Regions from separate parts of the Homo sapiens genome. Here all the other regions are linked to region 6. A link is a contact called in ENCODE Hi-C or POLR2A ChIA-PET data. All regions are on one chromosome and are shown on one strand. The core of a region is the stretch at or near the end of the contact, and the rest is flanking DNA. Distances in the headings are between cores, read along the strand shown. Region 1 holds the start of CFL1 (cofilin 1). Region 2 holds the start of RBM14 (RNA binding motif protein 14). Region 3 holds the start of RBM4 (RNA binding motif protein 4). Region 4 holds the start of STX5 (syntaxin 5). Region 5 holds the start of BANF1 (barrier to autointegration nuclear assembly factor 1). Region 6 holds the start of SF1 (splicing factor 1).

Region 1 (3,559 bases), core at 1,060-3,559, 1.1 Mb before region 6:
GCCTTTGAGACGCGCCCTTTCCCAGCCCCCGGAGCCTGGACCGGCTCCTTCCTGTCACCCCAGATTCGAGAGCGGGGTCTTTGTGTAGGCGAGAGGAAGGCGGACAGCGCCCCCTGTGACGGGGAGGACTGGCTGGGCGGCGCTTAACGGACTAACCTGAGCTTGGCGGCTCTAAGGTCTCTTAAGATTGTCAGCTTCAGCCTCAAGCTTGAAGGAGGCTGGAGATGGAGACTGGTCTTGAAAAGAGTCCAGGAGAGGCGGGGGCTAGGAGACAAACGGGTGCAAACGTATTGGTGGGAGGGACACCCAGAAATGGGTGCCGGGGATGAGGACACAAAGGTAAGGCAGGAGGAGCTGCAGGACCCTTGGAGGAAATGGTGATCCTCATCCCCGGGATACAGGGCAAAGAGTGTGTGGTGGAGAGGAAGTCGGGGACGTGCCGAGAAGGCCCAAAATAGAACTCGGAATGTCGGGGGTCAGAGGCCTAGAGGAAGGAGGACTGTAAGTAAGAGGTGCTTGGGCATCCTGGCAGTTGGGGAGGCCTGAGATGGGCACGCGGTTGGGTTTGGGAGCGGAGGAGCAGGCTGCGGGTTAAGAAGCCCAGACACAGGTAGAGGGGAGAACACTTCGTCATTTTTGTGGCTAATCGGAAGTGGGAGACCCTCAGGGAGGTTGAAGATGGAAACCCTACAAAGGGCTTCAACCTGAGAAGCCTGAAAGACACGTATAGCTGAGTTGGACACAGGCGACCCGCCAGGGTTTGAAGCAGCACCCGGCCTCTAGCTGCTATGCCGGAAGTCGCAACACGCAGGTCTCCAGCCTGCGAGGAAGGGAGAGGTGGGCGCCAGAGCTCCAGTCCCGCCCCTCAGGACTGTGCCTAGCCCACGGCGCAGTAGCCCCAGCCAAGCTAAATTGGACCAATGGGCTCCGGCTCCCGCCTCCCGCCCGCCGCGGCCTTATAAGGAGCCTCAAGCCGGCTGTCGGGCTGGCCCCGCCCCCTCGAGTCTCTTGTCCTAATAAGGACATCTAGGGCATCCCGCGGCTGGGGGCGGGCGAGAGCGCGTCTCCAGGGTAACTGCGAAGCCCCCCTCTCTCTCCCCGTTGCTCTTGGAAACTCTAAGGCTCAGAAAAGGGGGCGCTAGCCTCATATTCATGTAGGGTCGCTCGCGGGAGGCGGGGTCAAGCTGCTGTCTCCACCTGGAGCGCCGGGAGTCCGGGCGGGGGCGGTGCTGTGGAATGTCCCCGACTACAACCCCCGGTATGCTCTGCAAGGTACCCCACTCCCAGGCATCGCTCTCCGTTTACACCCTTAATTCCGTTTATAGGATTAGGGCCCCCAGTTCCCTTTCTGGGTTTGCCTCTGACTTGTTTGCGACCCAGTCTTTTCCTGCAGAGTGTGAGGCTGTGGTCACTGTTCTAGAACAACAAAATCATCCCGGAGTCCCCCGCTCGTTTCTTTTTTTTTTTAAGGCATATACTACCACAGAACTTGTCTCAGTTTTGCGGATGTTAGAATAACCATGTACCTGGCTATCAACTCGAGAGCTGGGTTCAAGTCTGGTTTAATATCTATTTCTTCTCATTGGCACGTAAAGGCATGTAAAGAAGCCTTGAATTGAATGCACAAACCCTCGTCTTTACCCTTTAACGCCTCATGACTTTGCCAAACATCTTTAAACAAGAACAAAGCTCTCAGAGATTTCCTTGTACCTTTCCCCTGTGCCTTTTCCTCCTATTCTTGTTTTACTGACGTTGGACATGGCCTTTTTTCAGGAGACGAGAGTGGCTTTACACATGCAGAGTACTAGTGTTTATCCGACTGACGACGCCTTCATACTTGTGATTTCCTTTGCTTTAGGTCGGGATTCCAGGCTAATCAATAGTTGCTTCGATTCAGAAATGCAAAACCCTAACCTCACTCAAAAATTTCAGGCCAAGGGATCCAGATAATACCAGATGGGTCTTAAGAAAGCCGTTTTGCTGTGGGATAAAGAGCCGCTTAGTCGGGGATCGTTTTCGGGTCATTTTACTGAGCGCCGCCTCGCCGGGCTCAGAGCGGTTCCTGGGAAATTGGACCAATGGGCTCGCGCTGCGCGCTGCGGTGCCGCCCAGGACCTGGGCCTACATTTCCCTACATGCACTGCAGCTCGGAGCCGGCCGGCGGGAAGACTCCGTTACCCAGCGAGCGAGGCGGCGGCGCAGGGCCAGCGGACTCCATTTCCCGTCGGCTCGCGGTGGGAGCGCCGGAAGCCCGCCCCACCCCTCATTGTGCGGCTCCTACTAAACGGAAGGGGCCGGGAGAGGCCGCGTTCAGTCGGGTCCCGGCAGCGGCTGCAGCGCTCTCGTCTTCTGCGGCTCTCGGTGCCCTCTCCTTTTCGTTTCCGGAAACATGGTGAGCGGCAGGCCACGGCGCCTGAGGGAGGCGGCTGCGGGTCGGTCGCCTGCGCGCGGGAAGCGACTGGGGAGCGACGTCCGCACCCCCTCCCCCAGCGCCCCGGGCGGGATGAGGGTCTCGCACGAAGGGGCGGGCGGTGCCGGAATGCGCGTGCGCGCCCGTGGGCGCCGGGGAGGGCCGGTCTGGACGTCGCTCGCGCTCCGCCTGGGCTCCCCTCCCCCACCCGCTGGTGCGCCCGCGCGGACACCGGCCGCGGGGGGAGGGGTTCGGGGCGCGCGCTGGGGCGCCCCTCGCGGAACGGCCGGCGTCGCGCCTTTCTTCTTAGGGGCGCGCTCTCGACTGGAGCATGCGGCGTCCAAACCCGGCCCGGGGGCGGCGAGGAAAAAGCGCGCGAGAGGTCTCGGCGCGCGCGCCCCACCCAAGGCTGTTCCTGTCTGCGCGTCACCCTCCCTCGGCAGCCGGGTCCGTCTCGGGAGCAGGTGGCAGGGATGCCTGCGCCCGGGAGGGGCGGGTGCTGGCGCGGCGAGGGGTGATGCTGGGAAGACGGGGTCCCGGTTGGGGCGTGGGTGCCTGCGATTAAGGCCTTGCACCGCAAGGCTTGGAGGGGGCATCGCAGAGACCGCGGCCCGTTCGGGAGCGCATCTAACGAGCTGCGTTCTCACCCGTGCATCGGGCGAGGGCTGGAACGGCGCTGTCTGTCGGCGCGTGCGCGCACGCTCAGGCCCGGCCGCCGGTGCCGAAGCCCTGGGCCAGCGAGGCCTTCCCGGATGGGCCTGAGTGAGGGTGGAGCCGAGTTTAGGGAAGTGACCCAGGCGGGCACCGCCCGGAAACCACCCCGCCCCCTGTATACGGCCCGAGGGCTGAGAAAACCGAAGGTTATGTAGCTTGCCCAGGCTCCTGCCTGCAGGAGATGGGTCTGATACACCCGTTGTTTTAGGGCGATTCCACAGGGTTAGGGACCTGGAGATGCTGCTGCCTCTCGGATACGCGTTTCTGCATTGGTGAGGGGGCCGGGCCCAGCCGATCTCCTGTCCCCGCCCACTCCGGATGCGGCCGAGTCACGTGGCCGGCTTCTTCTGCAGTTCCGGGGAGTTTGGGGGACCAGATTTACCTTGGATTGCCCCTCCCTCTCCTGGCTCGGGCACCCCGAAGCACGACGCAGAG
Region 2 (4,812 bases), core at 1,966-4,465, 1.8 Mb before region 6:
CCTGTAATCCCAGCACTTTGGGAGGCTGAGGCAGGCGGATCACAAGGTCAGGAGATCGAGACCATCCTGGCTAACACAGTGAAACCCCGTCTCTACTAAAAATACAAAAAATTAGCTGGGTGTGGTGGCGGGCGCCTGTAGTCCCAGCTACTCGGGAGGCTGAGGCAGGAGAATGGCGTGAACCCAGGAGGCGGAGCTTGCAGTGAGCCGAGATGGCGCCAGTGCACTCCAGCCTGGGCGACAGAGCCAGACTCCGTCTAAAAAAAAAAAAAAAGAAAAAGAAAAAATCTTAAACTTGAAACTACAGAGCTCTGTATAGGAAGAAGAAACAGTCACTCACAAAAATGAAGAGAAGATATTTTCCTCTTTTGTCTTTCAGATCTCCCCACAAGTCTGTACATGTTTCCGGAAGCTGTTCATCTTTGAACACCCAATAGGAGGAAGCTGTGGAGTGGTTACAATCCACTGTTGCTATTGAGATTTCTGTTCTACAAATCCTATCTAAGCTCCTGGAGTAACCAAGCAACTATGTTGTTTTTTTTTCCTGTGAAATAAAACAGAGCTGGTTGTCTGGTGCAACACCAAGCTTCTGTGCTTTTCAAAGCCCTGTCAGCCAACACAAGGAGACTCAATCAAATGACCATTCCCAGCATAAGAAATGAGTACGCTCTTTAGAGAGCCAGTCGCTTCTACTACACTCCCAACTTTCAACCCTCACTTTCCGTCATCACAAACAGATAAAAAGACATCAGTGGAGGATATGATGTTCAAATCTTTCCCAGTCTCTTACATCGAAGTATGTCAGGAGCTCTGTTACACAACAATGTAACTGCAAATAGTTGACCACCACTCCCGGAGTAAGTCAATGCATTTTTGCTAATCAAATGTTTACAAAGGAACAAGATGCACAAAACTCCGTCTAACTCTCACAAGGAGTCAGCCAGGAGTTCTAAAAATTCATGTGCAGTTATGCACTTCACCCGCATCGTCACTTGGTGTTGGGTCCCAAGCAAATTTCAGGCAAATTTTTGACTTTCTCTACCACCTGAAAGCCAGCAAGAAGCCTGAGTTCCAGGGAGACTGTCCCTTCAGATGTTTGACTCTAGACTCTCAACCTAGTAGCCACTCTACCTAACAACCACAAAAGAAACTTGGTAAGTCAATTAAACACAAAACTCTCACAAATGAGACTCATATACCCCACCCTTTTGCTGGACAAGTACCCAATCTGAGACCCTCCCCCACCACTCTTTTACTCTAAACAAAAGCAAAAATCCATGCACCATACAGCCTGCCTCAGAGCACCCAGCAGGAAAGCCCGATTCCGGATAGTCGTGGACTTGTATAACCTGAGTTGAGGAAAATAGAATGCAGTATTAATGCAGAACAAGGACTTGTTCCTAGTAGTGGACACTATGACCCTTTATATTTCCCCCACTTAAAGGACTAGGAATGGCCCCAAACATGTGCCTTTCCAGGACAGCAAATGAAATATCTTGGTGGGATAAATAAGCACTTGCACCCACATTTATTTCCTATCCCTGAAACTTCTCACACAGGGTATGAGCAGGTATGAACCCACCAGGAGTAGGGCATCAGATACTCCCAGGCTGCATCTTCCAAAATGACAGGGCAAAGTTAACTCTGATCTGTTCCCAAGTGGAGCAGAGACTGGCCACATACACAACGGCTGTCCCACCAAATCTTGCCAATGTAAAAGATAAAGAGCTTAAGGGATAAAAACTCAAGCTATGAAAAAGTCAACTGGGTCCCTAGTCAGGCTTAAATTATGGTGACACATTTTTCTCGAAGAAAAGGCACCGGGATCTGCCCTGAGAATCAGACTACTCAAGCAATGACTACTACTGATTCAGTAAACCGTGTTTAGCCACTGTTTAATGAAGAGCTCTCACAGACCCCTCCCCAGGACCCCCTCAGCCAGAGTATGCCCCCCTGCAAAGTCACCAAGCTTATAAAAGAATGACACTGCCCTAGGGCACTGGCTTGGCATGTAAAGACTACGCAGAAGGGGACTTCATAAAACAAGCTTTCTTGCACATGCAAAAGGCTGGGGTTTCCAGTTGACAGATGTAAAATCGAGCCCAAAGAAAAACCCCAAGTTTGAGGGAGGAGAAAAGCACAGAGCTGCCACGCCTAACCTACCTAATATTGAAAGGCCAAAGTGATTCGGAAGGGGCCCCTCTCGTACCCACGTGTAACTGTGCCCATGAGTAGACCCATGCCAGACAAGACTAAAAGACCCCAGCCCGAGAAACGTCCAAGGGCCCCGTTACCTTCCGCTTGAGCACATTCATCGGGAGGGAACAGGAGGGCGGCCTTGGGGCGTCAGCCCCCACCTTTTCCCTCTTCCCTTGCTCTGACCGACGTCTGGAGAGGAAGTGGGGAAGTGGAGAAATCTTCCCCGCTTCATGATCCGGCTTGTGCCCGTCACTTCCCAATTTCCGCTGGGTGCCAGGCCCAGGAGACCAGGAGAAGGCGCGCCCCCGGAACACTCGCAAGGCTCTCAGGCGCGTCCCCGGCCCCGTAGCTTGGCTCGCAGTGGCCGCCGCACCCACCCAGAGCCGCTTCCTCCTACTTGGTGGACGGTTCCTGGACCGCAGGGGAGGAGGGTGGCTCTACCCAACGCGCCCCCAACACCTCCGACCTGCTCCCGCGCACTTCCCCACCCCTCCCAACCGCGCAGTGACCGACCCCCGGGTAAGGGGCGTGGCTAACAGGCAGAGTGCCCCGAGCGCGCCCCCGCCCCCGAGCGCGCCTCCGCGTTACCTTTCACCACGTCACACTCGATGACGCGTCCGCGGCGCTCGAAGAGGCTGCGCAGTTCCTGGCTCGTGCATGCAGCCGACACATTGCCCACGAAAATCTTCCAAGTATTAAGAGGCCTTGGGCGCGACATCTCCACCACGAGCGCGCGCCCCGGCCGCAGCTCGTGGCCGTGCAGGGCTTCGATGGCGCGCAGCGCGCCCGCGTTCTCGCGCATGTGCACGAAGGCGAACTGTTTCATGACGGCGCAGCTCATGACCGTGCCGTAGGGCGCAAAGAGGGCTGCCAGCTCCTCCGGAGTCGTATCCGCCCCGTCGACGTTGCCCACGAATATCTTCATTTTGTCGCCGCAGCCACCTTCCTGGAGAGCCCGGACCTCTCCTCCAGCGACAGGCAAGACGTCCGAACGACCGGCAGTCCTCCTCAGGAATGGCTGGCGACCGAGAACCCCGCCGCGCAGGCGCCCTGGCCTAGCCAATGGGGACTCGCATCCCGCGCGTCCAGCGACCAATCAGAAACGCTGAGGGAAGATGTGCTCAGGCACAGCCAATCCCAGAGGGCCTAGAGCCCGCTCGTTAGCTGAGGGGGTGGGAAAGGGACGACCAACCGCCACAGCCCGTGGCGGGAGAGGGGGTTGGGAAGAAGAGGGAGGGCTGAAGAGAGGAGAACGCGCGCGAGCGGCGCCGGCGGCAGAGAGGCCTAGTCTGTAAGGCGGTCTCTGGCCCGGGTGGGGCTGGGACCGGCGGGCTCCCAGGAAAACTTTGTACAATTGGAAGTCAGGGCTCCTCCCATTCTGGAAGCCCTGTCCAAACCCGCGCCTGGGGGTTGCCGCGTGAGTGTACGGGGGAAGGCCGGGCCTGGCGGGAGAAACCAGGACAGGCGCCTTGAGTCGGCAAACGGCTCCCAGGACTGTGCTGAGCACCGCGAGGGGACCTGAGGCAGGCCCCGGAGAAGCCCTCGTGCCATTAATTGATTCTTTGGAAACATTCCCTGGGGTTGCTGAGGTCCTGGCAGCCGGTGAAAAATCAAAGGCCTCTGCCCTGATGGAATTCCCAGTCAAGAAATAATGGAATGACGTTATTGTATGTTGAAGGTTTTCATAATAAACAGTTTAATAAACGAGAAAATTAATTCTGCAGGAAGCAAAAGTTGAGCCTTAAAAAAAATTTTAGTCCGGGAGCGGTGGCTCACGCCTGTAATTCCAGCACTTTGGGAGACCAAGGCAAGCAGATCACCGGAGGTCAGGAGTTCAGGACCAGCCTGGCCAAAATGGTGAAACCCCGTCTCTACTAAAAATACAAAATTAGCCGGGTGTGGTGGTGCGCGCCTGTAATCCCAGCTACTTGGGAGGCTGAGGCAGGAGAATCACTTGAACCCGGAAGGCGGAGGTTGCAGTGAGCCAAGATCACGCCACTGCACTCCAGCATGGGCGACAGTGAGATTCCGTCTCAAAAATTTTTTTAAACAGATTTGAGTATGTAAATAAGATTGTTGCATGGCAGACAACATCAAAAACATAGACATGTGACAAACTCAGGGAAATATTTGCCTACGTGTTCAGTCAACAAATAGCACCTACCATGTGGACACCACCAAGAATATAGCAGTGAACAAAAAAAAATGACAGAAATCCCAACCTTCTTGGATCTTATGGTGGGGAGAAACAGGCAAGAAATAAGTAAAACATAAGCGTGTTAGATGGTGATGAGGACTTGGAGTAATCAAGGGAACTAAGCCATCCTCTGAGGGAAGATCATGCCGGCCAGAAAGTACAAGTCAAAGAGTGCTGGGGCAGAAGCAAATCTGGTTCAAGGAAGAGTCAAGAGCCAGTATGGGCCAGGCCCGGTGGCTCACGCCTGTAATCCCAGCACTTTGGGAGGCTGAGGCGGGCGGATCACCTGAGGTCAAGAGTTCGAGACCAGTCTGACCAACATGGTAAAACCCTGTCTCTACTAAAACTACAAAACATTAGCTTTGCGCAGTGGCAGTATCATAGCCAATGAGGTTTATCCGAGGCGCAATTATTGC
Region 3 (4,770 bases), core at 1,599-4,098, 1.9 Mb before region 6:
AACAGTCCAAAAATTAGGTATCACACCATAAACCCTCCACAAGAGCAACCTTTGCTCTCAATTAAGTTGTTGACAAAATAATTCTCAACTTGCCAATTAAAAAAAAGAAAGCAAACTAGACCTGAGAGACCTGTGTCACTTTTCTTTACTAACGCACAGCAATGCCCATGACACAGGGCACCCATTACTAGGGGAAATAATGATCAGACTCTCAGCTCTAAAAAAGCCCAATTTAAGGGAAATGGACGCCAAAGGCAGCAATGACTCTTAACAAAGGTAGTACCCAGAAAAAGAATCGGCAAACTACACTGTCAGAACACAGGTTTGAAATATAGCAAGGAGTCACGGAAATACTCCATAATTTGAATAAGGCTTTTTTTATTTTTTATTATTTTTGTTCAGTCCTGCTTAATTAAGCTAAAAAAGGACACCACTCTTTTTGACACTGGGAACCCAAAGGAGGTGAAAGAAGAGTTCAGATAGCAACTCACCATGATCACCACCCCTGAACTGCCACTGTTGCTTCAGACCTCAGATTTTGGAATATTTGCGTTCTACGTACCATTTTAGCATCCCAAATCTGAAAATTCAAAATCCAAAATGCTCTAACAAGCATTTCCTTTGAGCAACATGTAGGCATTCAAAATGCTGGGGATTTGAGATGCTTCCAAATGAAGTGACAATCCACATATCACCCATGCTGCCCTCCAGGCACAAAAGATTCATTTGGTTAAGACTCCAAGATAACACAAATCTAAGTGCTCTATTCACCAAAATCTTATAAAGTCCAGCCCCCCAAACCAATGAAAAGACAGTCATTACCGCCCCTAAAACCCCAGTGCCTCCTCCCCAGGAAGTCCTAAAATCAGCCTTGTAATTCTAGAGTGGCCTTAAACTCAAAATACAATCCCTTGGTACAGGTATAATATAAAAGCAACAAGAGCTGTAACCCTTTAAAGAGTTTGTGTAAGGTAGGACAGCTTAACAAGGATTCTGGTCCTATAAGTGTCGCTTGACATGTTTTTGAGAGGTTCTTCACGTAAAATGCAGAATTCTGATCCTGTGCTGAGGGCAATAAATTCAGAGTGAGGAACTCTGAACTGTGCTCTACTACAAAAAAATAAAAAATAAAAAAGGCCCAGTAACTCAGAAAGCCTTCAAAGAAAAGGGTTTCTGCACTGATAAGCACAAAAGCCGTAGGGGCTCCAAATAAAAGGTGAGTGGCTTTTCTCCAGGAGACATTTGCCTAAGGTAAAGCCCCTAAGTCCCATGCATTCTACATCATAAGAAGTCCATCACCCACACTTATTTCTTCATCACCAGCCAGCCAACAGCTGTTATCTTTACCAAACCTCTCCTTTTACTTATCCAACCATTTTCTGCACACAGCCTTGTGTTCAGCCCTCTACCCAAAGAGGGTGGTTCACCTTGAAACTCTGTGTTATCAAGGCCCCTGATGGCCTCCACTGCATCCTCTGCCCGCTCCATGTGTACGAAGGCATAATCTTTCACGATGTCACATTCGATGACCGGACCATACTCCTCAAACTTGGCTCGAAGCTCCTTATTGGTGCAGGTGGGACTGATGTTGCCCACATGCAACTTTGTTGAGGTTTTGCTCTTATTCTTGCTGGCTTCCACGTTGATGTTCACCCCATGAAGCTTGTAATGGTGCAGGTTGCGTATGGCATCCTCAGCTGCCGTCTTGTCTTCTATGTGCACAAAGCCGTAATTCTTAATGATGTCACATTCCAGCACCTTCCCATACTGCTCGAAGAGTGAGCGAATCTCCTGCTCTGTAGCCTCCCGGGGCAGGTTTCCGATGAACAGCTTCACCATCCTGACAAGAGCCTGGGAGAGAAAAACAAGACATCTGACAAAAGACCTCAGGCCCACATCCGTTCACAAAAGACAACGACTTTCACTCTAATGTATATTTCCAGTTTTCTCTCTCACACGCCTGCACACACACCTCCACACAATAATCAAATGGAAGTGGGAGTGAACTAAGGCCTGCTATAGTAGCCGCCATGAACCTGTAAGAATAAGAAGACGTCTGCAATAGGGAGGTCCTTAGTAGACAAAGGGTTTGGTAAGAACCGATACCTTCCAACAGAAATGGGCATGAAAGACAGCATATGAAGAAATGGGGGTACTAGGCTTTTCTATCCACTAGGAGGACAACAGAAAACAAAAGTCTACTAGGCTTGCTGACTGCCTGCCTGAAATTATCAACAGGCTTTTCCTCACGTAGGAACCAAAGCAGCCATCATTTCCGGGAAAATGGGCCTTGTAATAGCTACATTTGAGTTTCCTTTGGAAGTAATGAACGCGCGACTCGGATCAGACAGCGAGGAGTGGGAGATAAAGGAAATACTGGAGTGGTGAACGCCTCTCTCGGGGCACCGTCCTAGCTCCTGCCGAACACTGAAATGCGCGGCCGCGGAAAAGAGCTTCAGATTCATTAACCAGACGATGTCTCACGGCCCGAGAAATTCCCGAAACGAGAATGTAACTGTCAGATATAAGGGAAAGGGGGTTATCCCAGTGGAAATCTCGAGGCTCCAAGAGCAGCCATGTCGGGCGCGGGACAGGGTGGGCGAAAAAAAGCAAGGTATTCTCAGGGGGCGGTGGGGGAAGGGCTGCTCCCGGCTTACCGCGCAATGCCGAGGACCGAGGTCGGCTCTCAGTGACGGGTGTGGAGACTGCGGACCTACCAGGACACCCCCGAAGCCCAAGGGAGTGAGAGAAGATTTAACACAGTACAAGAAAGGCAGTGGAAAGGCTCGGAGTCTCACCCGCACAGAAACCAGCAGGGCCTCCTCCTCGCGGCGCGGACGCTTCTGACAAAACGCTAAAATGGCGGCGGCCGCAGCAGTGCTCTGAGTAGAAGGGGGAGGTGAGCCTACAACCGGATTGGCCACTCAAGAAAGTAAAAGGCCGGCGTTCCCTCAGATCCTCTTCCTGATTGGTTACCACGGACGCCAATTACCTAAGAGGCCGGCAAGAGGTGGAAACGTCTGTAACCTCGGAGCTTTTATGCGAAAGCCAATGGGCACCAACCTCGCGAAGCCGAACTCGCTGATTGGGCAAGAGATCAGCGTGAGGGCGGACCTACAAACGTGGGCTTCGCCGGCGGGGTGCGGCCCGCCATTAGGCGGAGCGAGCTAGAGCCCCGGGGTAGCAGTCTTTAGCTTCATGGCGCCAACTTCGTTAAGCTTCCACATTTCGCCACCTCCACGTGCACAGCCAGACAGTATTCCGCGCTCCATTTTGCCGTTCACTCTAGGTGTCTCCCTCTAACCTCCCAAGCACCACCCCCCCTCGCGGCCAGGACGCTGTGGAAATAGCTTATGCAGGCACATGCCAGGGAAGAAAAACAACGAAGACCCCCCCCAACCCACCACCCACCACTTCAGGAAACCAACCTTCTCCTTGGGCCAGCAGTCCACACTGTAGCCTTGAGAGTCCCGGAGCTCCCCCAAAATCAAACCTCTCACAGGTGGTGAAAGGACCTCTGTAATGGCCTTCCAGAAGTAGGCCCGGCAGGAGGCTGCACTGTCCAGGAGACGCTGAGGACAAGTTCCCTCTGGGAACCAGCCTCCCAGGGTCCGCGATGAAGAAACCTTTCTGAGACCATGGAGATTTAAAGTATACCCCGACCCCACCCTGAGAAAAAACTGGAGCAGCAAAGGTTTTTTTGTTTTATTTTATTGGGCGCCATCAGCCAGAGCTGTTTTAATCCCCTAGAACCGACTTTAGAGGACAGAGCTTAGTCACAACCAGCTGTAAACAAAATACAAAGTAACATTCTCCAGAGGGTCCAGCTGCTGCCTCGTTTTCTCTCATCCTTAGGCTGCTTCATATTCATTAAGCAAGCAACTTTAGTCAAGACCCTTTGCGAAGCAGCTTTTGAAAAGGGTTAAAAGGTGGAGTGCAGGGACTGGATGGAAGAACTTATAACACGAACAAAACAGGCTAAAAGCAGTGCAGAGTTTATGAGGAAAGGGATCATCAGGAGTGAAGATGACACAAGTACCACACACCACCATCCAAAGCAGCTTCTTCACCACCACCCCCGCCCCAAAAAGAGAACGGTTTCATAAAGAGAAAGGTGAAGTCAGAGTTTGGGGGGGAAAAAAAAGAGTGGGTTTTAAAACCCAACACGAGGGCCAGGTGCGGTGGCCCACGCCTGTAATCCCAGCACTTTGGGAGGCCGAGGCGGGCGGATCACCTGAGGTCAGGAGTTCAAGACCAGCCTAGCCAACATGGTGAACGCCATCTCCACTAAAAATACAAAAATTAGCCCAATGTGGTGGCAGGCCCCTGTAATCCCAGCTACTCAGGAGGCTGAGGCAGGAGAATCGCTTGAACCCGGGAGGCAGAGGTTGCAGTGAGGCAAGACAAGAGTGGCCTGGACGACAAGAGTGAAACTAAAAAAAAAAAAAACCCAACATGATTCAGGAATCTGACTGCAGAAAACTGGTCAATAATTTATCCTAGGGTAGAAAAAGCTAAGGAACTAAAAAAAGAAAATATAACATTTACAGATGTGTTGGTCACTAATCTTGTCCACTTCATTGTGGATTCTGATGCACCTCTGAGCCTGTGTAAAGGCCACGGGATCAGTGATGAAGAAAATCAATTTCGTCTCAGCTGCCACGTGCCCTTCAGAGGTGGCCAGCATTAGAAGGTAACGCATATGGTATAGAAATCCTCTCATCTCCTTCAGTTAGATCTCTTGTCTCAACATGTCTGGGGATAAAACTT
Region 4 (4,384 bases), core at 403-2,902, 1.9 Mb after region 6:
GCTCCTTAAGGTCCCTCATCTTTTGCAGGTTTATCTCAAGTCTCAATTGAACTGCCTCCTCTTGTCAGGCAGGGACAACTGGGAGGTGAGCAGTTGGGCCCGGGAATGTGGGAGCCAAGGGCATAGATGTGAGGACCTCCCTATGGAGAGGAAAAGGAGGCAGCTGGAATGCAGACTTGGGACTATCTGTTTACCTGCCTGGTCACTTAATTTCTCTGAGAGGCATTAACAGTTAAAATCCTGAGAGGGTTATTGCCAACAGCATGGATGGGGTTGCTTTCTAGGAGCAGGGAATAAAGGTGGTGGTACCCAGAGGGATTCTTTCTCAGCCAGGGTCTCCTTCCCTGTGGGTTTGTCCCTGTGCCCCTGACTACTTTTCTTTTTTTTTTTTTTTTTTTTTTTTTTTAAACTTCTTTTTGTGGAGATGGGGTCTCCTTATGTTGCCCAGTCTGGTCGCTAAGTCCTGGGCTCAAGCAATCCTCCTGCCTTGGTCTCCCAAAGTGCTGAGATTACAGGTGGGAGCCACCGTGCCCGGCCCCCCTGACTCCTAAGCTTTCTTCCCACTCACCAGGATGAGCCCCAAGAGCCTCAAGAACCCAACAAGGTGCCCCTAGAAGACACAGAGACAGATGAACTTTGGGCATCCTTGGAGGCAGCTGCCAAGCGGAAGCTCTCGGGTTTGGAGCAGCCCCAAGGAGCTCTCCAAACGAGACGGAGAAAGAAGAAGCGGCCTGGGTCCACCAGCCCCTGACGCCCCTGTGCCCACTTTGTAAATAAACTGCTGAACACCCACCATGACCCTGAGCCTTTTGTGATGGGAGAAAGGAATGAGGGGTAGCTTGGGGTGGGGGCTGCCTGAGCTGGGGCGACGGGATATCTGATGTCACAAAAGCCGGGCCTGGAGGCAGGCAGGCTGGCGTGGGTGGCACGGAGTCCAGGGCCACGCGGGGCCATGGGCTGCTGCCAAGACAAGGACTTTGAGATGTCTGATGAGCAGTCCAAGGAGGAAGAGTCTGAGGACGGCAGGGAAGATGAGACCACAGACACACAAAGAGGGCCCAGGGAGTGTGAGAGGGGGCTTCCCGAGGGTAGGGGTGAGCTCAGAGGCCTCGTCGTCCCCTCAGGCGCCGAAGATATCGACTTGAACTCCCCGGACCATCCGAATCACAAGTCGAACGAAAGCCTTCTGATTACCGTGCTGTGGCGGCGACTATCCACGTTCGGTCGTCGGGGCTCCTCGCGGCCAAGCAAGAGGCAACCAGACCAGATTCGGAAGCAGGAGAGTCCGATCCGAGAAGGCAACCAGGAGGAGCCGGAGAAGGGATGACCCCAGACCTGCTCTCAGTCCGCCCCAACCTCCAGAGAATAAAATTTCTAACGTATACCTGCACGACCACTCTGGGGGACTGGGCGCGGACACCACCGGGCAGCTGGTTCTTTAAGGCTCCTTCCCGGAGGCGGGCCCAGCCCCCTGAGCGCCTGCTGTAGTACTCTGGGGCGGGGTCACGGTGGCGCCTTAGCCAATGGGAGGGCGGGATCGCTCTTGCGTTTGGGTGTGGGGCGTGTCTTTCGGGTCGCTGGGCTTGAAACGCGTGGGACCGCCCCCTCGTCACTGGGGGTGGGGTTACGTGTAGGTGACGTGGCCGCTTCCAGTCTTTGGTCGGGTTTCGGCGGCTTCAGTGCTCGGGGAGGAGGCAGTGACGGCCGGTGAGATTGGAAGTGGCGGCGGCGGCAGGCGGCAGAGGGGAGGTAAGATTCGCTTTAAGAGGGGATCTGGCCGCCGTGTCAGCTCTGGGGCAGTGGTTTTACGGGGGCGACGACTGGCGGGGGGAAGGGAATCAGGGGCGAGCGGGCAAGTCCTGCCGGCCCGGCTCCGGGTGAGCGAATTCCTTGCCGTCCAATCAGGAAAGCCTCTGTTGAGAGAGACGTCGGCCTTAGCTAATGAGTGGTTGAAGTCTTCCAGAAGGCGGACCTTGGGCGGGGGGTGGGACTTCCTGTTTCAAATAAACACCCAGAGGTTTTCCCCCTCCGCCCACCGAAGTGTGTCAGTCTTTGGAGGTCCGTCACTGGCCCTCCCGGAGGGGCCGAAGGAAACCGCGGAAACGAAAGGGCTGGGTTAGGGCCCGGGGCAGTTACACGGGCCGGGCCGGAGTCTCAGGACCACGGGGTTGGCTCTGGCCCTGTCTCTGCTTCAGGGTCCCCGGCCCGCGCTCTGGCCGCCAGAGCCAAGTTGGAAGAAGAGTCTGAAGCGGGTTCGACTTGGGACAGGGGAAAAGCGGGGCCCTTTCCGCTGCTGGTCCGCCCCAGGATTTGCGAGCGTCCTGGGCGCGAAAGTCCACGAGAAGTGCAGAAGGGGCTCGGGGATTTGTTGATTGGGGTGGGGCGGGGGAGTTTGGGTAAAGAAGTTGCCTGGGGAATGACACTCTCCCCTCCACAACAGTCCGAGGTTATGCGTCTCAATGATCCCGCGGAAACGCTACGGGTCTAAGAACACGGATCAGGGTGTCTACCTGGGTCTCTCAAAGACACAGGTCCTGTCCCCTGCAACTGCTGGCAGTAGCAGCAGCGACATCGCCCCTCTGCCCCCCCCAGTGACCCTCGTCCCTCCCCCTCCCGACACCATGTCCTGCCGGGATCGGACCCAGGAGTTTCTGTCTGCCTGCAAGTCGCTGCAGACCCGTCAGGTAAGGACCTGGAGTGGAAAAGGCGAGGAGTGAGCCTTACTCAAATCTAGGAAGGACTGTGCTCCACCACTGTTAACCGAAGTAATTTTGGGGGGTACCTGATGGAACTGATAGGCTTGGATGGGGCCTGTAGGGTCTGCTATAAGCAACAGAGAAGAGGTCGGCTGGCTAACTAGGGGCAAGGACTTAGACTTTTTTTTGTGAGGAATCCTTTGGAGGGCAGGATTGCTATTCTGGAGGGAGTACTTCAGAGAGTACTTGGCTGCAATATAATTGGTGTGAATAAGGAACAAGTTCTAGGAAGAGCCTTTAGCTGAGAAACATGCACCTTGAATTTTCCAATATACTTCTACCATAAGTTTGCTCTGTAACCATGAGAAAATTAGTTAATCTAGTTACATATTAGTTTTTATCTCTGTAAGATTAAGGACATTTTCTAGATAAGTAATTTGTTGTTTTTGTTTTGTTTTGAGATCTGTTTTTCAACTCTGTCAACAGGCTGGAGTGTAGTGGTGTGATGATAGCTCACTTGCAGTCTTGAACTCCTAGACTCAAGGGATCCTCTTTCCTCAGCCTCCTGAGCAGCTGGGACTACATGGATGCACCACTCAGCTAATTTTAAAATTTTTTCGTACAGGCAGTGTCTCACTATGTTGCCCAGGTTGGTCTGGACACCACACCTGGCCCTAGATCAGTAATTTGTATCAAAATCACTTAGGGTTGGATGTGGTGGCTCATACCTGTAATTCCAGCACTTTGGGAGGCCTAGGCCAGAGGATGACTTGAGGCCAGGAGTTAGAGACCAGCAGGAGCAACAAAGCAAGACCCTGTTTCTACAGGAAAAAAAAAAAAAAAAGCTGGACGTGGTGGCATGTGCCTGTAGTCCCAGCTACTTAGAAGGCTGAGCGAGGCCCAGTCTCTTCCTCTCTCTCTTTTTTTTTTTTTTTTTTTTTTGAGAAGGAATTTTGCCTTGTCGCCCAGACTGGGGTGCAATGGTGCAATCTCGGCTCACTGCAACCTCCTCTTCCTGGGTTCAAGCGATTCTCCTGCCTTAGCCTCTCGAGTAGCTGGGATTACAGGTGCCCGTCACCACGCCCGGCTAATTTTTGTATTTTTTTTTAGTAGAGATGGGGTTTCACCATGTCAGGCTGGCTTTGAACTCCTGACCTGAGGTGATCTGCCCTCCTCAGCCTCCCAAAGTGCTGGGATTACAGGTATGAGTCACCACACCTGGCCTCTCTCTCTCCTTTTTTGGAAACATGGTCTCACTCTGTCACCAAGGCTGGAGTACAATGGTTCTATCTCATCTCACTGCAACATCTGACCTCCTGGGCTCAAGCAACCCTCCTGCCTCAGGCTCCTCAGTAGCTGGGATTATAGGCATGTGCCACCACATCTGGCTAATTTCTGTTTTGTTAGTAGAGATGGGGTTTTACCATGTTGCCCAGGCTGGTCTCGAACTTCTGGGCTCAAGTGATCCGTCTGCTTTATCTTCTCAAAGTGCTGGGATTACAGGTGTCAGCCACTGCACTCAGCTCCTCTTAAAAAAAATTTGGGAGTGCTATTTATTTATTTATTTATTTATTTATTTTTGAGATGGGAATTTCGCTCTTGTTGCCCAGGCTGTAGTGCAGTGGCACGATCTTAGCTCACTGCAACCTCCGCCTCCCGGGTTCCAGTGATTCTCCTGCCTCAGCCTC
Region 5 (4,527 bases), core at 1,726-4,225, 1.2 Mb before region 6:
TTTACTGGGAGGGAACCCTCTTCTGTGGCCGTCTTAGATCTTTTACCCATTTTTCTGTTGTTTTTTTTTTTTTTTGAGACAAAGTTTCATTCTGGTCACCCTGGCTGGAGTGCAATGGCCGTGATCTCGGCTCACTGCAACCTCTGCCTCCCAAGTTCGATTCTCCTGCCTTAGTCTCCTGAGTAGCTGGGATTATAGGCGTGCACCACCACACCCGGCTAATTTTTGTATTTTTGGTAGAGATGGGGTCTCACCATGTTGGCCAGGCTGGTCTTGAACTCCTGACCTCAGGTGATCCACCCACCTCGGCCTCTGAAAGTGCTGGGATTACAAACGTGAGCCATTGCGCCCAGCCAGTCCGCTTTTTTCTTGATTGCAATTCTGTATGTGCTATGGAAATAGTCCTTTGTTGTTTATACTGCTGCAAATATCCTTTCCCTACAACCACCTCATTTTCCAAGTGGAGAAACTGAGGCTCAGAGAGGCTAAGCCACATGACCAAGGAACACATGGCCGGGTCCCTGGGTTTCCAAGCTAGTTTGAGTTCCAGTCTGGCTACTTCCCAGGAGCAAGTCCATGGGCAAATTAGCCTCTCTGAGCCTCAAATTTCCTCACCTGTAAAGGAGAAAATATTTATTACTGTGAAAGAAAAAAATGTTTGCAAAGATTTTAGCTTCAAGCCTGGTTCATACTAAGTGTTCAAGAAATAATAGGGCTGGCCGGGTATGGTGGCTCACACCTATAGTCACAGCGCTTTGGGAGGCTTAAGGATCGCTTAAGGCCAGCATGGGCAACAGAGCAGGGCCCTGTCCCTATTAAGTTAAAAAGTAAACAAAAAGAACAGGACTAAAATGTACTGAGGTGTACTCCCCTCACATCCTTCCAGCTGTGATGCCTGTGCTCCTTCTCCTCCCTAAGAGATCATGGAAGATGGCAAGCACCCTGCCCACCCTTACAGAGGCCGGGAGAGCAGATGATGACTGGCAGGTGAACTCTCACCCACATCCGGCCCACCCTGTCTGGTACCTCTGACTCCCACTGACTTTTCCACCAGGTGCTGCCTAGCCCAGCTGTTGACTTAACTGACATCTGGAGCACAGTCCATCTGGCTCCCAGGAAAAGATCCACCCACACCCTCTCCCACATCACTCGGGGATTGAGACAAAAGTCACCTGCCTGAGGCCTACATGGCTAGGGTGGCTGCCCTCTGGGAGTGGAAGGGAAGCTGCCAGTTTCGGTCTCTACTGATAAGGAGTGAGGGAAACATGGTCAGTCCCTGAAGGAGAGGCAACTCCCAGCCCACTTGCTTTTCAGTGCACAAAGCCCAGTCATGAAAGCCACTGACTTTATTGATCTAAAAAACTTTACAAGGACAGTGACTGTTCTGCCAAAAAAGGAGCCAAATGGTATCAAACGGATTGAAAGTGAGGGTGGGGGTGAGGGATGGGGCCGGGAATCCATTCAGGAAAGCTGGTAACTGTCACCAGGGAACTGGCAAGGGAAAAAGGACGGGGGAGGCATGCAAGAGCGAGAATCCAAAAAAAAGTTGAAATGGTTAGGGGAGAAAACTCCCAAAAGACCCCGGAGTACGTCGGAGGTGAGTACGACAATAGCAATCTTTTCCTTCGTAGAGGACAGGGGAGGAGTCCCTACTCGGCTGCAAACTCTGGATGAGGGCTGGGGATTGAGAGCTTCCCAGAGAGCATCACAAGAAGGCGTCGCACCACTCTCGAAGGCATCCGAAGCAGTCCCGGGACTGCTTGGCGTTGGCGCCACAAGTGTCTTTCAGCCATTCCCGGAAGAGGTCTTCATCTTTCTTTAGCACCAGAAACTGGCCAAGGACAACATAGGCCTGCAAAACAGGGAAAAGGAAGGAGCGTGCTGCTCAGTGCTCAGTGAGAGATAAGAGCAAGACAGCCATTCCTGTGCCATTCAGAGCACACAAGCCCAGGAAGCAGCGCGGGTTTTGCCCCCCTCTCCTCTCCACCAGGTGCCCAGGCTCTGGCAGCCTCTTCAGATTATACCTTACTGTCCATCCCCCAGCAGATGGAATCACTTCCCTTCCACCCCCCGCTTGCACTAGGTACACGCAGCCACCCCACACCTTGTCAAAACCCCTTTCCTCCAGCTTCTTGCCCAGGACTTCACCAATCCCAGCCAGGCTCCCCACTGGCTTCTCCCCCATGGGCTCTGCCACGAAGTCTCGGTGCTTTTGGGAGGTTGTCATCTTGATCAGGCTTAATCTAGGAATCCCAAAAAAAAGGCAGATTAGGGCTGAAGACCTGGAACTTCTAAGGGCCCACGAGCAATCTCATAGTAAGAGGAAGCCAAGCCAGGGGTTACAGTGGCTTGCTCGATCCCCCTCATCCTGAAAGGAGAAAACAGTTCCAGGGAGACTCTTCCCTACTATTTTTAAGAGGAGTTTCTTCCTGCAGGACCTGGATTTTGATCTTGCCCCAGAGGAAAAACGATCCTGCCTAACAGGTGGCGCAAGCGGGGCAGTGGAAAGATGCCCAGAGTCCGTAGCCAGGGCTGCGCGGAAGCTATCACTCCCTCTGTGACCTTGGCTGAACCAAGACGACACTGCCTGCCTGGAACGGCCACTTGGCGTGGAAAGCTAACCAAAGGGTCTCTCTACCTACAGGGCGAAGCGCACACCTAGCGCTGCGCACACCCGCTCCCCGCCCGCGGGGTTCACGCCGCGCCCCAGCTCCGCCCCCACCGCGCGCCGCTGCGGCCCGCCCCTTCCCGCGGCCCGGCTCCCACGCGCTGCACCCCGCCCCCTCCCCGCAGCGCGGCCAAGCTCTCCCCCAGGGCCCGCCACAGCGCCTGCGACCCCTCTCCTCCCCTTCTCCCCGCAACCCCTCTGGCCTCCAATCAGGGCCCTGCTCCGCGGCTGGCGCTCACCCGCAACTTCAGTTCCCGTAACGGTTCCTCCCGCCACCCGGCCGCTCCTGCGGATACCTCAAGCCACTAGAACTTTCTTCCACTTCCGCTTCCGGGTCGCTTCAAGAGCCGCCTTTAAAAAAGAAACATTCCACGTTGGGCACTTCTAGCCAGTTAGAGCTATAGAGTTGAGGCGCCCCGGACCTCGACGGCGTCCTTAGTAGGCGCTCCTTTCCGGTCCTTCGCGGGAAGCCCTGCCTTCTAAGGTCTCGCTTCTCGCGCAGTTCTGAGGGAGATAGGCCTCCAGGGAGAGGACTTCCTTTCTCTGCTGCCCGGACCCGGAACTCAAGGACTTAGGCTTGACGGACCTGGCGTGGGGAAGAGTTAGAAGACGGACAAGGGAGGGGACGGGAGGCCTCCGAGACAGCGCCGGAAGTACGGTTTTCGGAGGGATCAGACTCAGACTCACGTCGCACTCCTCGCAGTTGGACTGGTGGGAACTGGGAACACTGGAGACCTGATTTCTAACTGACGCTACCGTCGCGGCCGCCGGCAAGTTCCTTTACTGTGTTTTCTTGGTTCAGCCTTGAAGTGAGTCGTGGACGATCCTCTCTCAGCGTCCAGCCTAGACGGCGGTGTTGCTCCGGCAGCGTTCCTGGGAGCCGAGGGCCAGAGACTAAGTGTGGGTGTTTCTCTGAGGGTCTTTTCTCCGGGATAGACAGGGAGGAGGAAGGAGGACAGCAACTAGAGACGACAGTGTTTCTTTCGGAAACCATCAGTCTTAAGGGTACTGGCCTTCGTCTTCTAAGTACGCAAGTCAGAAATATGCAAATGTCGCAGACAAGCCTGCTCACCTCAACCTTTAATTAACTAGTTCCTGGCTTGAACCATCACGGTGGCCACCTAGTTTGTCTCCGGCTGTAGTGTGTTGCCAGACTGAACTTCTCTGTTGTGTGACTATGCTAGACTTGGGGTGTACAAGCGTGTTGAGAAAGATACGGTTTATTTCAAACTCCTTCCAGAGAGGTTGCCAGGATGACTTCTCTGGAGCATGCGTATAGTTTTATATTACACTAGTACTTAAGATTATAGGAGTTACTTTTTTTTTTTTTTTTTTTTTGAGACGGAGTCTTGCTCTGTCGCCCAGGCTGGAGTGCAGTGGCGCGATCTCGGCTCACTGCAAGCTCCGCCTCCCGGGTTCACGCCATTCTCCTGCCTCAGCCTCCCGGGTAGCTGGGACTACAGGCGCTCGTCATCACGCCCGGCTAATTTTTTGTATTTTTGTAGAGAGAGGGTTTCACCGTATTAGCCAGGATGGTCTCGATCTCCTGACATCGTGATCCGCCCACCTCGGCCTCCCAAAGTGCTGGGATTACAGGCGTGAGCCACCGCGCCCGGCCGGAGTTACTTTTACATGACATGCATTGTATTGTCCCATTCTGTTGTAGCAGGACGAGTCGCAGACAGAACTCCTCAGACACCAGATTAAAGAAGGAAGAGGTTTTTTTATTCGGCCGGGAGCGTCGGCAGACTCGTGTCTTAAGAGCCGAGCTCCCCGAAAAAGAAATTCCTAGCCCTTTTAAGGGCTTACAACTCTAAGGGGTCTACGTGAAAAAGTCATAATAGATCAAGTAAGCGTGA
Region 6 (4,872 bases), core at 2,304-4,803:
TATTTATTTGAGACAGGGTCTTGCTCTGTTGCTCAGGCTGGATTGCAGTGGCGTGATCATAGCTCATTGCAGCCTTGATCTCCTGGGCTCAAGTAATCCTCCTGCTTCAGCCTCTTGTGTAGCTGGGACTATAGACATGGACCACCATGACCAGCATTTTTTTTTTATTTTTTATTTTTTTAGTAGATGTTGCCCAGGCTGGTCACAAACTTCTGAGCTCAAGAGATCCTCCCACCTCAGACTCTCAAAGTGCTGGGATTACAGGCATTAGCCACCACACCCAGTCTGGGTAATTTATAAAGAATAGAGATTTCTGGCTGGGCACGGTGGCTCACGCCTATAATCCCAGCAGTTTGGGAGGCCAAGGTGGGTGGATCACCTGAGGTAAGGAGTTCGAGACCAGCCTGGCCAACATGGTGAAACCCTGTCTCTATTAAAAATACAAAAAATTAGCCAGGCATAGTGGCGGCACCTGTAATCCCAACTACTTGGGAGGCTGAGGCAGGAGATTCATGTTGGCCAGGCTGGTCTCGAACTCCTGACCTCAGGTGATCCACCCACCTCGGCCTCCCAAAGTGTTGGAGCCACCGCGCCTGGATGGAGATTAAGTTTCTAACACATGAGCTTTGGGGGACACATTCAAACCTGTCCACCTAAAGTAATCAAAAGGGTCAGAATCTAATTTCAATAGTTTATTCAAGCACAAAACATGAGGGTGGACTACCTGGAAACACCGACTCCAAATGAATGGAGTCAGTGTTTCGAAGTAGAGAAGTTAAGGTTTCATTTACACACACAAAGGCAGAGGAGTTTTAGGATTACATTCTTCATATATGGTCAGTGCGTACTTACAGTAATTTGGTTATAGGCCGAGTGCAGTGGTCCACTCCTGTAATCCCAGCACTTTGGGAGGCCGAGGCGGGCAGATCACCTGAGGTCAGGAGTTCAAGACCAGCCTGGCCAACATGGTGAAATTCCATCTTTACAAAAATGTAACAATTAGCTGGGCATGATGGCAGGTGGCTGTAATCCCGGCTACTCAGGAGGCTGAGGTGGGAGAATCGCTTGAATCTGGGAGGCAGAGGGTGCAGTGAGCCGAGATTGTGCCATTGCACTCCAGCCTGGGCGACAGAGCCAGACTCTGTCTCAAATTGAAATAATAATAATAAATAATTTGGTTGTAAGCAGTGTTTCTTTTTGGGAGGCATACATTTAACATTTTTTACAGAGGGTGTAATAGTCATGGGTTTGCTGTCATCTGGTCTAAGTAAAGCAGGACAACAAAAGGGAAGTTATCTATAAGAAGGGTCATTAAGAAGGCAGCAGGTTTTTGTCCCATGTTTAATTCTCTCCAATAATTGTACAGAACAAGAAAAACAAGCAGGTCTAATTTATTATCTCAGAAAAAATTATAACCATACATGGCTGAGATCACAGTCACCTCTCTCTCCAGGTTTCAAGTGTTGTGGGGGTTCCAACATCTTTTCTATTTATTTTAAAAAACCACAGCAGAGGGGTTGTGCACCCTTTCATATTTCTTGGCTATTTGGATTTGTTCTTCTGAGACATGTCCATTCCTATTTTTTGCTCATTTTCTATTGTTTTTGCCTTTTTTCTAATTAGTTTTTAAGATGTATTTGTATATTACAGGTATTGGCTCTTTATCATGTATGGCAAATATTTTTTCCTCATCTATCATTGTCTCTTGACTTTTATCAGTGTTAATTTTCGGGGTAATCAAGTATATCTTTTTACAGTTTGAGGTTCCTGTCTTTGCAGTCTCTCAACCCCTAGAATACCCTTATAGTCTCCTAAATTATATTCTAAATGTTTTGTTGTTTAAATTTAAGATTCTACGCCATTTATCAACGAAATCATCTTTTCCTGATTGAAATAAAATACTACATTTGTGGTATTTCCGGATTCTGTTGCACTAATGTGTCTTTCCTACCAACAATATCATATTGTTTTATTATTGTGGTTTTTTGTTTTTGAGACGGAGTCTCATGCTGTTGCCCAGGCTGGAGTACAGTGGTGCGATCTCAGCTCACTACACCTCCGCCTCCTGGGTTCAAGCAATTCTCCTGCCTCAGCCTCCTGAGAAGCTGGGATTATAGGCGTCTGCCACCACGCTCGGCTAATTTTTGTACTTTTAGTAGAGACGGGGGTTTCACCGTGTTGGTCAGGTTGGTCTCGAACTCCTGACCTCAGGTGATCCCCCCGCCTTGGCCTCCCAGTGCCTTGGCACTGGCCTATTGTGTTTTATATACTATGTTTGTCATCTGGAAAGGCAAGCTCCTGCTCCGTCTTGTAAAGTTTTCCCAGTACTGTAGTAGTTATTTTTATTTTTATTTTTGACAGTCTCGCTCTGTCACCCAGGCTGAAGTGCAGTGGCCCCATCTCGGCTCACTGCAACCTCCGCCTCCCGGGTTCAAGCGATTCTCTTGCCTCATCCTCCTGGGAAGCTGGGATTGCAGGAGTGCACCACTACACCCAACTAATTTTTGTATTTTTCGTAGAGACGGGGTTTCGCCATGTTGGTCAGGCTGGTCTCGACCTTCTGACCTTGTGATTCGCCCGCCTCGGCCTGTCAAAGTGCTGGGATTACAGGCGTGAGCCACCGCGCCCGGCCGTAGTTATTGTTTTATACGATTTTAAGATCATTTAATTAAATCCTCTGAACTCCGTGGAGATTCCAATAGAAGTGTGTATTTGTAATTTTTGAACTGACAACCTTCTGTTACCTTTCATCTAATATGTTGTTGCATCAGTTCAAATACTGTTTTAAATCCTTCGATAAGTCGTCTCTATTCGTAGCTTTTTGGGTCACTTTTTTTTTTTTTTTTTTTTTCCAAAAAAACAGGAAGTCTTTTTACCTGCAGCGTCAACTGAGCCGGTTTTCCGGCGCGCGCCAGCCCCTCCCCTGCTCCCGCCCCAAGGTTCTGCGTTACCATGGGAACAAAGGTTGACGTCACTTAGGGCTTCCTTGCTGGACCCAAGGGTCGATGGTGAAGGGAGACGGGTGGAGAGGCGGTTTTGCTCCATCTACGCATGCGCACTTCCTGCTCCAGGACTCCCCCGCCGTAAATCTCGTTCCGGCTGGGCCTTTTCCGCCGCGACTCTCGCTTAATCCCGGAGAAACTGCCCCCTGGGGGAGGGGAGTAGAAAAAGGCTGGAACCAGCGACAGCCAATCCCGCGACACTACAACGCAGGCGAGATTGATTGAGTCCACCACCGCAGCCAATGAGAGAGCTCGCCGTCGCTCCGTCATAGAGTTCGCCCCACCCCATCCCCTCCTTTCTGGACTCGGAGCTCAGTTCACGCAGTAACAAATGAAGTGCGCGCTGCGACACCTCCCAGCCCACCGAACTCCGCCGCCATTTCCTCGCTTGGCCTAACGGTTCGGCCAATCCCAGCGCGCATCAAGAAGGACTGAGGCTCCGCCAATCGGAGGCCGCCGATTTCGACCCTTCGCCTCGGCCCGGCCCAATCCAGGCCCCGGCCCCGCCGCCCCCGGCCCGCCCCCGCGGTGCCCTCTCTCCTCCCTCTTTGTGCGTCTCGCGCCGCCGCCGCCCGCCGCGTGAGAGGACGGGCTCCGCGCGCTCCGGCAGCGCATTCGGGTCCCCTCCCCCCGGGAGGCTTGCGAAGGAGAAGCCGCCGCAGAGGAAAAGCAGGTGCCGGTGCCTGTCCCCGGGGGCGCCATGGCGACCGGAGCGAACGCCACGCCGTTGGGTAAGCTGGGCCCCCCCGGGCTGCCCCCGCTCCCCGGGCCCAAAGGAGGCTTCGAGCCGGGCCCTCCGCCTGCACCCGGGCCTGGGGCGGGGCTGCTGGCTCCCGGGCCGCCGCCGCCCCCGCCCGTGGGCTCGATGGGGGCCCTGACCGCGGCCTTCCCCTTCGCGGCGCTGCCTCCGCCGCCTCCGCCGCCGCCCCCTCCGCCTCCCCAGCAGCCGCCGCCGCCTCCACCGCCACCGTCCCCCGGCGCCTCGTACCCGCCGCCGCAGCCGCCCCCTCCGCCGCCGCTCTACCAGCGCGTGTCGCCGCCGCAGCCGCCGCCACCCCAGCCGCCGCGTAAGGACCAGCAGCCGGGCCCGGCCGGCGGCGGAGGAGGTGAGTCGGGCCGAGAGAGCGCGAGAGGCGTCGCGCGGACGGGCCCGGCCGCCTGAGGGGCGCGCGGCGGCGGCGACGGCGGCTGCACGCGGCAGGGGCGCGCGTGCGCGCACGGGGAGGCCCGGGCGGAGGCGCCCCTGGGCGCGCGCGGCCTGGTTCTAGGGCCTCGAGTGCGCACGCGCGCTGTGGGGGGAGGGCTGGGCGGGCGGGAGGCGCTCTGTGCGCAGACGCAGTGAGGTGGCCGGGCTGTGCGGCGCAACTGTATAGACTGGGGGCCCACTATTGCTGTCCAGTCCGCTGGTGTCGGGAACAGGGGTGGCGGGTGTTCAGCGCTGGACGGGGTGCTAGCTGTGAATGCCAGCAGGGCGTGAAAGCCTCACCTGATGACGTGCAGCGACTCCCTTCTGGTCTTGAGGAACCAGAATGGGAACCGTACCAAGGATAGCTCCTCTGCTTCTACAGCAAGGCAGGGTTTTCATCCGGGAGAGGTTGGCATGCTTCAGATGATGGTTGGGTCTGATCTTTCTTGGTCTCTTTTGGGGAGAGAATTTTAGTTTGTTTTTTTTTTTAAATCTGTTCAGTATGTTTAGATCTCAGTCTGATCGGCTGCCCTGTCGCTTTGTTTTAAAAAGCTTTTCCCTCTGATCCTGTACCCCTTGGGAAATAGAAGGACTCTTTTGTGGCAAATGTAGGGAGTTTCTGCCTATGTACGGGGAAAGGAGAACTTGGCTGCTATTGTATAGGTTGTTGAATTTTTGATAGAT

The links. Hi-C counts contacts between places; a loop is a spot of excess contacts on that map. ChIA-PET counts read pairs that join two places held with the same protein, here RNA polymerase II (POLR2A). Pooled maps may share reads with other maps.
Region 1: a loop to region 6 is called in a map of A673, with 12 times the contacts of the local background. The contact joins the promoter of CFL1 here to the promoter of SF1 in region 6. A Hi-C loop is called at or near these places in 1 of 168 maps with a recorded cell type or tissue (A673), 4 of 37 single-sample maps with no recorded cell type and 8 of 50 pooled maps. POLR2A ChIA-PET finds 5 or more read pairs at or near these places in 6 of 52 experiments (CD4-positive, alpha-beta T cell, CD4-positive, alpha-beta memory T cell, CD8-positive, alpha-beta memory T cell and 3 more).
Region 2: a loop to region 6 is called in a pooled map, with 14 times the contacts of the local background. The contact joins the promoter of RBM14 here to the promoter of SF1 in region 6. A Hi-C loop is called at or near these places in 1 of 37 single-sample maps with no recorded cell type and 7 of 50 pooled maps. POLR2A ChIA-PET finds 5 or more read pairs at or near these places in 1 of 52 experiments (activated CD4-positive, alpha-beta T cell).
Region 3: a pooled map shows a loop between it and region 6 (13-fold over the local background). The contact joins the promoter of RBM4 here to the promoter of SF1 in region 6. A Hi-C loop is called at or near these places in 6 of 50 pooled maps. POLR2A ChIA-PET finds 5 or more read pairs at or near these places in 2 of 52 experiments (B cell and activated CD4-positive, alpha-beta T cell).
Region 4: a pooled map shows a loop between it and region 6 (8-fold over the local background). The contact joins the promoter of STX5 here to the promoter of SF1 in region 6. A Hi-C loop is called at or near these places in 1 of 37 single-sample maps with no recorded cell type and 9 of 50 pooled maps. POLR2A ChIA-PET finds 5 or more read pairs at or near these places in 6 of 52 experiments (CD4-positive, alpha-beta T cell, HepG2, WTC11 and 3 more).
Region 5: a loop to region 6 is called in a pooled map, with 10 times the contacts of the local background. The contact joins the promoter of BANF1 here to the promoter of SF1 in region 6. A Hi-C loop is called at or near these places in 7 of 50 pooled maps. POLR2A ChIA-PET finds 5 or more read pairs at or near these places in 2 of 52 experiments (CD8-positive, alpha-beta memory T cell and T-cell).

What each region holds. Positions count from the first base shown.
Region 1 is chr11:65,856,930-65,860,488 of GRCh38, reverse strand. It overlaps CFL1 (cofilin 1), which reads left to right and starts at 2,309. Exons shown (of 4, transcript NM_005507.3): 1 at 2,309-2,392. The coding sequence starts at 2,390. It overlaps MUS81 (MUS81 structure-specific endonuclease subunit), which reads right to left and starts at 56. Exons shown (of 16, transcript NM_025128.5): 1 at 1-56. RefSeq lists enhancers at 1-33, 1,104-1,193, 1,754-1,823, 2,214-2,263, 2,197-2,737 and 2 more and silencers at 854-933, 2,344-2,743.
Region 2 is chr11:66,615,033-66,619,844 of GRCh38, reverse strand. It overlaps RBM14 (RNA binding motif protein 14), which reads right to left and starts at 3,215. Exons shown (of 3, transcript NM_006328.4): 1 at 2,788-3,215. The coding sequence starts at 3,124. It overlaps RBM14-RBM4 (RBM14-RBM4 readthrough), which reads right to left and starts at 3,215. Exons shown (of 2, transcript NM_001198846.2): 1 at 2,788-3,215. The coding sequence starts at 3,124. It also overlaps the pseudogene RNU4-39P. RefSeq lists enhancers at 2,970-3,199, 2,332-3,265, 3,630-3,739.
Region 3 is chr11:66,636,781-66,641,550 of GRCh38, reverse strand. It overlaps RBM4 (RNA binding motif protein 4), which reads right to left and starts at 2,848. Exons shown (of 4, transcript NM_002896.4): 1 at 2,799-2,848; 2 at 1,428-1,851. The coding sequence starts at 1,839. All of the region lies in intron 1 of RBM14-RBM4 (RBM14-RBM4 readthrough), which reads right to left. RefSeq lists enhancers at 1,972-2,683, 2,550-2,919, 2,684-3,397.
Region 4 is chr11:62,829,319-62,833,702 of GRCh38, reverse strand. STX5 (syntaxin 5) reads left to right here and starts at 1,652. Exons shown (of 11, transcript NM_003164.5): 1 at 1,652-1,749; 2 at 2,441-2,684. The coding sequence starts at 2,460. TEX54 (testis expressed 54) reads left to right here and starts at 862. Exons shown (of 1, transcript NM_001395459.1): 1 at 862-1,382. The coding sequence starts at 953. The coding sequence ends at 1,327. It overlaps WDR74 (WD repeat domain 74), which reads left to right. Exons shown (of 11, transcript NM_001369450.1): 10 at 29-85; 11 at 572-792. The coding sequence ends at 751. It overlaps STX5-DT (STX5 divergent transcript), which reads right to left and starts at 1,469. Exons shown (of 2, transcript NR_135084.1): 1 at 1,386-1,469; 2 at 1-140. RefSeq lists enhancers at 1,142-1,191, 1,212-1,281, 1,652-1,741.
Region 5 is chr11:66,000,951-66,005,477 of GRCh38, reverse strand. BANF1 (barrier to autointegration nuclear assembly factor 1) reads right to left here and starts at 2,975. Exons shown (of 3, transcript NM_003860.4): 1 at 2,908-2,975; 2 at 2,105-2,243; 3 at 1,329-1,852. The coding sequence starts at 2,227. The coding sequence ends at 1,706. EIF1AD (eukaryotic translation initiation factor 1A domain containing) reads left to right here and starts at 3,321. Exons shown (of 6, transcript NM_001242481.2): 1 at 3,321-3,568. RefSeq lists enhancers at 1,440-2,246, 3,254-3,623 and a silencer at 2,614-2,953.
Region 6 is chr11:64,777,223-64,782,094 of GRCh38, reverse strand. It overlaps SF1 (splicing factor 1), which reads left to right and starts at 3,553. Exons shown (of 13, transcript NM_004630.4): 1 at 3,553-3,733. The coding sequence starts at 3,703. RefSeq lists enhancers at 3,089-3,198, 3,175-3,776 and silencers at 3,439-3,838, 4,099-4,408.